2 separate regions of the Mus musculus genome follow, and region 1 is linked to region 2. The links are chromatin contacts, found by Hi-C or POLR2A ChIA-PET in ENCODE. All regions are on one chromosome and are shown on one strand. Each heading gives the region's core, a stretch centred on a gene start or an enhancer-like site at or near the end of the contact. The rest is flanking DNA. Distances are from core to core; before and after follow the strand shown.

Region 1 (5,977 bases), core at 3,454-5,953, 2.0 Mb before region 2:
GTCCCCACCACACTCTGCCCCACCTGTGACGGTTCTACACATAGCTAGAATATGTGGTCGTTTTATCTGGGACGGTAGTATTGAGAAAAGGTCGGGGTAAGGTTATAAAAGAGAGACTGGTCACTGTTTCCCTCTTTTCCTCCCCACTACCAGCAGAGTCTATTGAGGAGGAATCTCTGAAAATGACAGCTGATGGGTGTAGAGACCCACGCCCGGAATCTCAGCAACTGAAGTGGTTGAAGCAGGAGCATCTGGGCAGAGCTTGTAAGCATCTCTAGCTTCTGACTTTGTTGCTGGTGTTATGGTTTTTGGTTTTCTTTCTCAGAGGCTTTCTGGTGCACCTAGACTGTGCCAGCTCCTTATAGCCCTCCTTCAGCTCTCCAGCCTTTTGCCTATGCAGTCTCTGCTCCTAGCCTTTCATAACTAATAAACTTTAAAATTTATAAACTCCAACAAATGAAAGTCTTCCTGTATGGCTTCCGATGCTTTCCCATGGTGCTCATTTTTCTGTTTTAGGAACCAGGAAGCTGAGCGGCACCATAGGTGTTGCTAACCAAGCATAGCAGCATAATAAAAATGGAGTGATTAAATGTATTAAGTTTGAAGTATATGTTATGTTATGTTTATTTGATCCAGTATAATTGTGCAATATAACATGGGCCAGGACATTCCTAAATACATGCCGTGATTAGTTTTTCTCAACTTGACACAAGCTAGTCTTTCGGAAGAGGAAACCGCCATTGTGAAAAATGCCTCTATCAGATTTGCCTACAGGCAAGTCTGTAGAGCATTTACATAAGTAATGATTGGCGTGGAATGGCTCAGCCCACTGTAGGTGATGCCACCCTTGGGCAAATGGTTCTGGGTTGTATAAGAAGCAGGGTGATCAGACCATAGTGAGCAAACTTTTAAGCAGCACCCCTCCATGTTATTTGCTTCGCTTCCTGCCCTCAAGTGCTGGCCTTGCTTGGATTTCTGCCCAGGCTTCCCTGATGATGGACGGTGATCAAGACGGTTAAGTTAAATAAACCCTTTCCTCCCCAGGTTGCTTTTGGTCATAGTATTTTAACACAGCAACAGGAACCAACCTAAAACACACATCAAAAGCTTCTCAAGCTTCGTGTCTCATGCTTTTGCATTCAATCTTGATCTTCCGCGTTTCTATGGTGAACTGGGCAAGAGCTCTGCTTCAGGATGGTATTGTCTGTCTATGGTATCACTGACGTTTCCTCTCACTTTTAATAAAGAGAGGAGGCCCTAAAGAGACAGGACAGCACCGTAGGACAGGGCAGTGAAGACCTTAAAATTTTCCCTGATGATTGCCTGCATTTAAAATAAAACAGGAAATAAAAATACTTATTTCATAAGTCATACAGGCTATATATCTCCCTTCGATAGCTCAGTTGGTAGAGCGGAGGACTGTAGTATAGGTGTTGATATCCTTAGGTCGCTGGTTCGAATCCGGCTCGAAGGAGGTGCCTTTTAATCGACATTTATACCACCAAAAGATAGTATAAAAATCCAATAAGAGCCGGGCGTGGTGGCGCACGCCTTTAATCCCAGCACTCGAGGCAGAGGCAAGCAAACCCTGACTCGAACCCCCCCACCCCCACCCCAAATACAATAAGAACTTTAATACTAATTAACAATCTTTACAAGTTCATATTTGGAGAGTCAAGTTTATTCCTATAAAGGACCTTAGGCCTTTAATTTGAGACGATCTTTATATATACAGGCATATTTTCAGACCCAGTCTGAATTTCGTGGAAAGTAATTGCTTTTGGCAATTTGAAGAATGCAGCACCTTCCTTTCTTCTCCATCTTCCAAGAGCTGTGGAAAAATAGTGTGTACAGCACCTGAGCTTTGTTTATTTTACCCTAAATCCTACAATTGAGTATTTCAAGTGACATTGGTTCACTGCATTCTCTGAAAGTCCTAATATTCCCACCATAGTGAGACCGTTTCAAAAGATCATTCCTTCGAGCCGGATTCGAACCAGCGACCTAAGGATCACCACATTAGTAGTCTACAGTCCTCCGCTCTACCAACTGAGCTATCGAAGGAAGACGCTGAGTCTTTTAGCATTTGCAAGAAACATTTTTATACATGTCATAATTCATAATATTCAAACTTTTCATAACTCACATATTCCATGAAAATATCCCTGGATGGCTTCTTGTTTTTCATAACAGATTCATTTTTTTTGTCTTAGGATCAGGAAACTGAATGGCACCATAGGTATTTGCTGGCCGAGCATGACAGCACACTTAAAATGAAAAAGTTAACATTTTTGCTTGATTTTGTGTGTGTGTGTGACATGTTTCATTTATTTGCTCCACTACAATTGTGGAAAATAGTATGGACTACTCCTGTCCTACTTGTCAAAGGCCTCTTAAGTTTTGTGTCTCATGCATTTGTGTTTACCCCGGGGTTTTCCTTGTTCAAAAAGGAGAATCACAAGTTTCCTTGAAGTGGGCAATAGCTCTGCCTCAGGATGGTAGTTTGTCTATGTTACCACTGACATTTTCACTCACTTTTAATAAAGGAGGTGCTGAGACTGGACAGCACAGCAGGGAAGTGCAACAGAGGGAGGTGAGCCCTGCCTGGAAGGGCTCGTGAACATTCTTAGGAGCAGTTTTTGGAAATCTATGTAAAACACTTATACATTAAAAGCACTCAACTCAAACCTGTTCTTAAACAACTGTTGAGGGATCACTAGCTAACTTAGTTTTAGAATATCCTAGTGCCTACCAAACATTTCCTTGTATTTCAAAATGAATCAGAATAAGTCAGCCAACTATTTTACATATCCTAAAGGGTAGCTGGGCGTCTTCCTTCGATAGCTCAGTTGGTAGAGCGGAGGACTGTAGAGTTACTAGAATAGTGATCCTTAGGTCGCTGGTTCGAATCCGGCTCGAAGGAACGATCTTTTGAAAAGATATCACCATACTGAGAATCCTAGGGCTTTTAAGGGTTTCCAGTGTACCAATGTCACTTGAAACACGCAGTTGTAGGATTTGAGGTAAAAATAAACTTCAGGTACACTTAAGGTGGGAGCACTTAGATTTTACGAAATCGAGACTGGATCATGGGAAGGCGTAACGATGAAAAGATACCTGGCACGACTATTTCGCATGTTCACTCATTGACGACTCAATGATTCTTCACGATCCTCTCTATGCTCATATATATACATAATTTTAATATATAAATTAAAATTTAAAAGGGTCTCTTGTAGCCCAGGTTGGTCTGGAACTTCCTTTCTTCTCCATCTCCCAAGAGCTGAGGATTACAGGATTGCCCCGACTTCCAGTTTACTTGGCATTTATTTGGCATTTAATGTGTACAAATATTTCATTAACAATAATTTCAAGCACGTGCAAAGTACAGAAAGCCACTTAGCCACCACACTCTTGTGTCTTCTTTACATGTGCCCCTCCCCCAGTTCTCAATGTTTTGAAGTAACTATAAGACGCTCTCAAGTGTCATCATTGTTGGTGAAGTAGTCAGTTAAAAGTTAAAAGTAGGGGTCTTTTCTCTCCATATTCACTTTTCATAAAAGGAGCAGAGGTAACCAACAGCAAGTTCTCTTCAATGCAAGTCCCCAAAGTCAGGTTTAGTTATTAGGTCCTCAGAAGCACCTCAGCTTTACAAATAACGCCCAGAGTCTGTGGACACAGTTGCCCTGTCTTCTATATGTCATCGTGATGATGAAGGATAAAATATTATGTAGGGCCTTGACGAGGGACAACTTGAGTCCTCAGGATCATCCTGCTCTCCGTCCGTCCGTTAAGCAGGAGGGGAGGTTAGTACATCATTTCTAGCAGAGGCATCATCGCTCGAGCGTCATCAGCTGCTGTGGCCCGCCTCTGCGTTGGCCCTGGCGTGTAGGTCCCAAAAGCGAGGCGGCCTGCTGATGTGCGGACCGCGCCCCCTGGCGGCTGGTCCGAGGCTGAGACCTGCAACCCGGACCTTTCGCTCATCAACTTGCACAGATTCGAACACAATAGTACTCAGCTTTTTACTCAAACAGTTACAGATTTAAGTATTCACAAGGTGAAATGTAAAATTACTAAAGGCGCGTTTAAAATTTTAAAACCGCAACTCCAATTAAAATCCCAAAAGAATGCGTGCAAATTTATAAGCTGCTTCAAAAACTTTAATTTTAAAATGTTAAAACTTCATATAATTCAAATAATAAAATAAAAATTCAAATAATATGTTGAAACTTCAAATAATTAAAACTTCAAGGCTCAGACTGAAGTTTACAAGTTGAACTTCATAAAACTTTTTAAAATGTGTGTTAACCTTTCAACCACATTCGCACCACAGACCTGGAAGAAAATGCTGTTTTGGTCTCTACAACACACTCTTTCAACACTCTGTTCTGTAAAAATCCCACGAGAGGCACCAGGGTACGCTCTTGATGCATGGAGGCAAAAATCATTCATGCACATTTGTAAAAAAAATAAAAATATTCCGTGAGAGCTTGCCTCAGATGAGGGCTGCGCGCGACGGAAGTATTTTACCGGGACCCAGGTCCTGCGGCTCCCAACCCTTCTCCTCAGTCCAGTCTGTTGGCCTCGCCCCTCCCGCCCCGCCCAGTCTGTCTCTGCCCCGCCCCTCCGCACCCAGGATTTACGTCATTTCTTGGCCCCGACCGCAGATTGGCTCGCAGGATGTGCGTCATCAGATGGCGACAGATTCACGGCTGTCGTGCTCCCCAGATCTTGCCATGGTGAAAGCGGGAGAGTTGGTGGAGCAGCAAAAGGCTGCGATGGAGGAAGAGGCGAATGCAGAGGCGGCGGAGGATCAGGAGGAGCCCGAGGACACGGCCTGCAGCAGCAGCAGCAAGAAGAAGAAGAAGGTAGTTCCGGGGATTGTGTACCTGGGCCACGTCCCGCCGCGATTCCGGCCCCTTCACGTACGCAACCTGCTCAGCGCCTACGGCGAGGTGGGACGCGTTTTCTTCCAGGCCGAGGGTAAGCCCTGCGTCGAAAGGAGAGGTGACGATGCGGGCAGCCGGGCGCGACTCATTTTCTTGGCTGTACACGAATGAGGCGTGGGGTGCTGGCTCTTGGAAGGCTGTGGCCCCTTCCTAGCTGCTAAGTGTGTAGTACTCACGTCCTTTAGGTGGCAGGCAGGGGCGGGGAAGGGAAATGGAGAGGGTGAGTGGATAGAGAGAGTGGTTTAATAAGGCCTGAAAGAGACCCACGATCTTCTCTTCTTTCTATTTCTTAAAATTTTATTTACTTACTACTTTTTGTAGCTGTCTTCAGACACACCAGAAGAGGGCATCAGATCCCATTACAGATGGTTGTGAGCCACCATGTGGTTGTTGGGAATTGAACTCAGGACCTCTGAAAGAGCAGTCAGTACTCTTAACCACTGAGCCATCTCTCCAGCCCTCTCAATTTTCAAATAGTCCCTGAAACTGTATGATTAGCCTCCTTCAGCCTCTTCACCTTTGTTTGTTTGTTTGTTTGTTTGTTTTTCGAGACAGGGTTTCTTTGTAGCTCTGGCTGTCCTGGAACTCACTCTGTAGACCAGGCTGGCCTCGAACTCAGAGATCCGCCTGCTGCTGCCTCCCAAGTGCTGGGATTAAAGGCGTGCACTACCATGCCTGGCTCTCTTCCACCTCTTGACATGCACAACTTGGAAATGGAGGTGGGGACTGGTGTTGTTCTTGGTGCTGTTCTAATGTTCAAGAAGTTGTCATTTGAAGGGAGGCATGAATTAAGGAAAGGAGGAGCTGCCCCTTACAGACAGCCGTGTTTCATCAATCCCTGTAAAGTAGCGCCTAAACCAGCAGGTGTGGCTTACGGCTAAACTGAGGTGTGTCTCAGTGGGTGCTTGATGGGATGTTCATTGTGTTTGGCCTACAGACCACTTTGTGAAACGCAAGAAGAAGGCAGCCGCGGCCGCAGGAGGAAAGAAGGGAGCTAAGTACAGCAAGGACTATACCGAAGGCTGGGT
Region 2 (5,584 bases), core at 2,714-5,213:
TCCTTAATGAAAGCAGTGTAAGCGGGGATCAAGGTAGTAACCACAGAACTAGAGAAGAGAGCAGACAACACGAGTCAGAAGCTAACGCTGATGTCTTTGTGCCCTTGAAACAGACTGTCATATAGTTAGTTCAGTCTGACCTCAAACTCACTTTTCAGCCCAAGATGGCCTTGAACTCCTGATACTCCTGCCTCTGCTTCCCAAATATGGAAATTACAAGTTTATGCTATTAGTTGATTTTTAAATTTTATTAATTATTCAAAGTCTGTTTAATACAGTCTTGTGCTAAAGGTTTGCTCTTGGACTGTATATAATAGTCATGAACACAAGTCTCTCATTCTCATACATTTTATAATACAAAATAAAATACTATTCTTGAAACCATATCTAAGAAAAATAAATCAAAATTATAAACAGAGTACCAAATGCATATTTAGTCTGGAAAAATCATGACATGTGTTACAAATTTTAAAGCCTTTCAGGCATCACAAGCAAAAATTTAAAAAGTAACAGTTTAATTATGTAAATACCTGATATACATCTACAATATTTTCACATTATTTCTTAGACCGTATGACCTTGTACTACTTATTTTTATGAATTTCTTTTTGATATCCTAGGCTGGCCTCAAACTCAATATGTAGCTCAATTTAAGATGACCCTAAATTTCTGCATTATCTCCCAAGTACTGGGATTACAAGCAATATCACCACACTCTGTGGAACTGAGGACTGCAATCAGGGCTCTGCACACATTAAGGATGAACTCTACCCGCTGAGCCACATTTTAAGCCTCTGTATTTATTGGTTAAATTTTTCTAGTAATAGGGAATGGAGAGATGACTCAAGAGCTAAGAGGGTTGCTACTCTAGCCTAAGCCCTGGGTTTGATTCTCAGCACCTACATAGCAGCTCACAGCCACCTGTAACTCCAGTTCCAGGAGATCCAGTATTCCTTTCTGGCTTTCTCCAGTGCCACACGTTCACATGGTGGATTGACGTTGATGCAGACAAAATACTCATACATGTAAAAAAATACAGTGAAAGTAAAAAAGGAGTCTAATTTCCAGTGAGCTTTGCCATTCAGGTGCTCATCATTTTTTCCTAAAGAACTGTTTTCAGTGTGATGTGTGTGTGATCTCAATACTGCATATGGAAGAGAATGAAAGCAGATCCTTATTCTGATCCTGTACAAAAGCCAACCCTAAATGAATCAGACCTTATTGGAAGATCTTTAACGCTGAAACTCTTAGAAGGAAAAGTAGGAGAAAAGCTTCAGAGGCAGGATGACTGTGAGGATGACGCCAGTCTTCCAGGAAATACATGCCAACTGCTAACAAATGCTGTCTAAAGAAATTAAGAACACTGACTGCTTTTCCAGAGGTCCTGAGTTCAAGTCTCTGCAATCACATGGTGTAATAGGATCTGATGCCCTCTTCTGGTTCGTCTGAGGACAGTGGTGGTGGTGGTGGTGGTGGTGGTGGTGGTGTGTGTGTGTGTGTGTGTGTGTGTGTAATCTTTTTTTTTTTAAAGGAGGAAAGGAAGAAATTAAAATGTGTCTGTATAGCAAAGGAAATAATTGAGGAGAAAGACAGCCTAGAATGAGAGAAAATCTTTATTAACTGGACCATATGATCCAGTTATACCACTGCTGAACATTATCCAAATGACTCCAGGTAAACATAACACAGTGATAATTACATATCAATGTTTATTACATCACTATTCACAATAGCTAAGTTCTTAGACTAAACTAGCCATCCATTCAACAGAGAAATAGGTTTAAAATGTGATAGATAGATAGATAGATAGATAGATAGAATTTTTCAGCTGTAAAGAAAAAGTTATATCAAAAGTTATAGGAGATGAATATAATTGGTGATAATCGTACTAAGCAAATGAATTCACATTCAGAAAGACAAATATTGCATGCTTTCATTTGTAGTTCCTAGATTTCATATAGATAAATAAGACCACGCGTACTTATGACACAAAAATAGAAGCAATGCTGTCTATAGTAGTGCTTTCAACCTGTGGGTCATGACCTCTTTGGGACCTCTTTCACCAAGTTCACATATCAGATATACTACATATCACATATTTATATTATGATTCATAACATCTAAGTTACAGCTATGAAGTAGCAATGAGAATAATTCTGTGGCTGGGATCACCACAACATGATGTCTCTTTGTGTGTGTGAACCACTGGGTTTAATTGTGTTTACTTGCATGACCATGAGTGGGGCTGTTTTGTTTTGTGAGGATGGCTCTCACCCTGTAATCCAGAACTCCAAGCTGGCCTGGAACTTGGAGCTGTAACTTGAAGTGGCTCTTCCTCCTCAGCTTCCCACATGCTGGGATCATAGGAATGAGCCAATTTCTCTGGCTTTCAACTATCTATCCTTAATAAATAAAGCCTTTCTGTTTCTGTTGAGGTCTCTTTTATATTTTCTTGCTACTGTAATGATTATCTTTTAAGGTGATGTTTTCTTATTTGTGTTTGTTATAAAAATGTAACTATCAATATCAATTTTGAAATTTTAGTAGCTTTGCTAAATTTGCTAATTATAAGTTGAAGATTAAATTATCTTGGCTTTTTCTATAAAGGGCATTCAGAATGGTCCTGAAAACTGTTATATGTTGCCGGGCGTGGTGGCGCATGACTTTAATCCCAGCACTCTGGAAGCAGAGGCAGGCAGATTTCTGAGTTTGAGGCCAGCCTGGTGTACAGAGTGAGTTCCAGGACATCCAGAGCTACACAGAGAAACCCTGTCTCGGAAAACAAAAACAAAAACAAAAACAAAAATACTGTTATATATTTATAATTAATAGTTTAATTTCCTCTCACTTTTATTTTCCCTTTTCATGCAGTTTCTAAACAAACATTTTCTTATGCATTTCCCTAGGGCTTCTTTATGACGATAGAGAACATATAATTTTCCTTTTTCTTGACATCACAGAGATTTCAGGAAGGCTATATAGGAGCTCATTCTTTTGCTATCTTCCCTTAGTTGTCCTTGGAAAAAACAAATTTTGAAAGTCTCTTGGTGCTAGAGTCATCTTTCCTGGATAATGTAGCTACCACCTGTGATCCAAGATGCTTTTCTTTATAAAGAATAGAGACCATCACTAAAAACCCAATTGGATACAGAACAAAGACTGACAGATCATGGTGGTCCCAACCCCAACAGATACATCCACATCATGTCTCCTGCATCTATGGCTCAGAGGACATGGAGGAAGAGGAGGCAAAAAAAAAATTGTAAGAAATCTAGGATGTCAGCTGTGAAACAGCCTCCAAGAAATGGCTGCATACACAAGACTGAAACAATTGCAGTATCAATAGACAATATCAATATCAATGGAAGGGGGTAAAATTTCACAGGGTGCCACCCCAAACCAAAGAACTACTGGCAACTATTGACTGCTGGGAAATGGAGAATTAGTCTCTCCCTAAGATGAGCCCTCTTATTAGCTGTCCAATGCAGTCTTGAAACCTTGAAATCATATGCACACAAATAACATATAAAAACAAAAACTTAGCCAGTGGAATATGTACATATATAGATACAGATATCTCTATATCTGTATAGATATAGATATATACTTGTTCATGCACATACATATATACAACATATATACATATACACAAACACACATGAATGTAGCAATAACAAAGAAAAGAGGCTATCAGCTTGAGAGTGAGAGGGTAGGAGAAAAGACTAGGGGGAGGAAGGAAAGTGATGTAATTCTACTTCAGTTAAAATTTTTTTCTTTTTAAAAGTCTTTTTACGAGGCAACCAAGAGGACGGAAAAAACTGGAGGAAGTAAAGGGAGGAGAGAAAATGTTGCATTGCTACTTCAGCTAAAAGAATTTCTTTTTAAAAGTCTTTTTACGAAGCAACCACTAAGAGGAGGGAGAAGGGGGGGATCATAGAGTGTCGCTGGTGCCTAGAGAAGCCGGAAGTGCTCTGTGCCCCGCCCCCCGGGGTCGGACTTTCGACACTTTTGTGACTGCGGGGTGCTACGAGGTGCTGCGTTCGCGGGTGGGTTTGGGTCCCGTCCTGTTACCGTCCTCCCGCAGGGGTCGGCTGCTTGTGGGGGTTGGGGGTGGGACAAAACATCTTCCTCCGCGGCCTAGTGGCGCCGAGAAGATAAACTCGGTGGCCACTTGGGCCGAGCGCCCGACAGGGCCTCGGGCGCCTCGCCTCAGGCCGGTTCCGGGTGTCTGGTCAGTCTCAGGGCGTTTGGCGATGGGATTCTCGGGTCTTGTACTTAAGCTTTGAAAATGGGAGACGTCACAGTTTTGCTTTTCCTGGAGACAAGGTCAGTTCCAAGGTCTTTATTCTGGGGTACTGGAAGAGAGCCAGAACTTTGGAATCGGGTTGCTTGGTCGAATCTGGCCTCAGCTCCTTTGTGACTTCTCCCCCCAGTCCCTTAACCTTTCTGTGTTTTGCTATTTTAGGGGATAATGATGTCGCCTAACTTACTGGATTGTTGTGAGGAATAAATGGCTTCATTTGTGCAAAGGTGCTTAAAATAGTACCAGGCACGGGGTAATCTGCACAGTGTAAAGATAGCTGTTATTATTCCTGTTGCTTTTCCTAACTAGGACAGCACTTTCTCTTCATCGATCAGCCTTGGTACTGGCTGTTGTCTTTTGAATGTTAGTACTATTTATCAGTTCTCTTTATAATGAATGATTTCTGTATTTTAGGAGGGAAAATAGAACATTCTGGAAAAGAGCCTATCCCACAGCAAAGAGTAAAAGTGGTTTGTGTAGTGTCTTGTAATGGTCAGGCTCACAGAGGTTTAAAATCCTGGGGATGCCTTTTTTTTTTTTTTTTTTTTTTTTTGGTGGGAGGAGGAGCTTGAGAAACAGGAGGAGCGTCTAACCGCGAAGGATTAGGACCCTGTTGTAAGCAGACATTGCTGCCGACCTGCCAGCTTTCTGACCCTCAGCGAGATTCCTCTCCAGTGTGAGAACCACACGGACGGCTGATAGTTAGAAGTGATGATAGGTAGATTGGCGATAGATTAGAGATAAGTCGATCTGATCCTGAGTTCCCACTAACACCCTTTGTTCTTTTTGCAGGTTTTTAAAGCTAATATTGACCATACACAGTTTGCCATGGTCATTGAGTTGATGCCTCTTGTGGTCTTTGAAAGTCCTTTCATCTTCCTTCTTTTTCTTAAGGAATTGGATCTTTAACCTCCTGAGGGTATACAGGGATCCCTGAAGCATTCTTTTCTCTATTTGTAACTTAACAAAAAACAAAAACAAAAACAAAACCCTTGTCTTTGGTTTACTTATTTGGCAAACGCCTGTGTTGGTAAACAGTCTTCTGATCCTGTACCTTTGTACTCTGCCCAGCTGGTGAGACTCCAGATAGGCAAGCTGACAAAACGTGAGTGTGTGAAGCCGTTATTAAGAATGTATCAGTGTTCATTTTTCTAGCCTCAGCTCTACTCTTCTTCCTTGATCCCAACAAAATGCTTTGGCCTGTACTCAGGAAAGAAAGAAGATAAGGTTTTGTTTACTATTTAAAATGACATTAGTAAAGATTTGAATGTGAATCAGAGA

Evidence for each region. Hi-C counts contacts between places; a loop is a spot of excess contacts on that map. ChIA-PET counts read pairs that join two places held with the same protein, here RNA polymerase II (POLR2A).
Region 1: a loop to region 2 is called in a map of left cerebral cortex, with 2.9 times the contacts of the local background. The contact joins the promoter of Abt1 here to the promoter of Zkscan3 in region 2. A Hi-C loop is called at or near these places in 1 of 37 maps with a recorded cell type or tissue (left cerebral cortex). POLR2A ChIA-PET finds 5 or more read pairs at or near these places in 1 of 5 experiments (Patski).

Annotation. Positions count from the first base shown.
Region 1 is chr13:23,422,592-23,428,568 of GRCm38, reverse strand. It overlaps Abt1 (activator of basal transcription 1), which reads left to right and starts at 4,703. Exons shown (of 3, transcript NM_013924.3): 1 at 4,703-4,983; 2 at 5,887-5,977. The coding sequence starts at 4,737. It overlaps n-TYgta3 (a tRNA gene), which reads left to right and starts at 2,835; the gene lies at 2,835-2,923. n-TYgta4 (a tRNA gene) reads right to left here and starts at 2,064; the gene lies at 1,977-2,064. n-TYgta5 (a tRNA gene) reads left to right here and starts at 1,389; the gene lies at 1,389-1,474. It also overlaps C230035I16Rik.
Region 2 is chr13:21,401,134-21,406,717 of GRCm38, reverse strand. It overlaps Zkscan3 (zinc finger with KRAB and SCAN domains 3), which reads left to right and starts at 3,963. Exons shown (of 6, transcript NM_001145778.2): 1 at 3,963-4,046.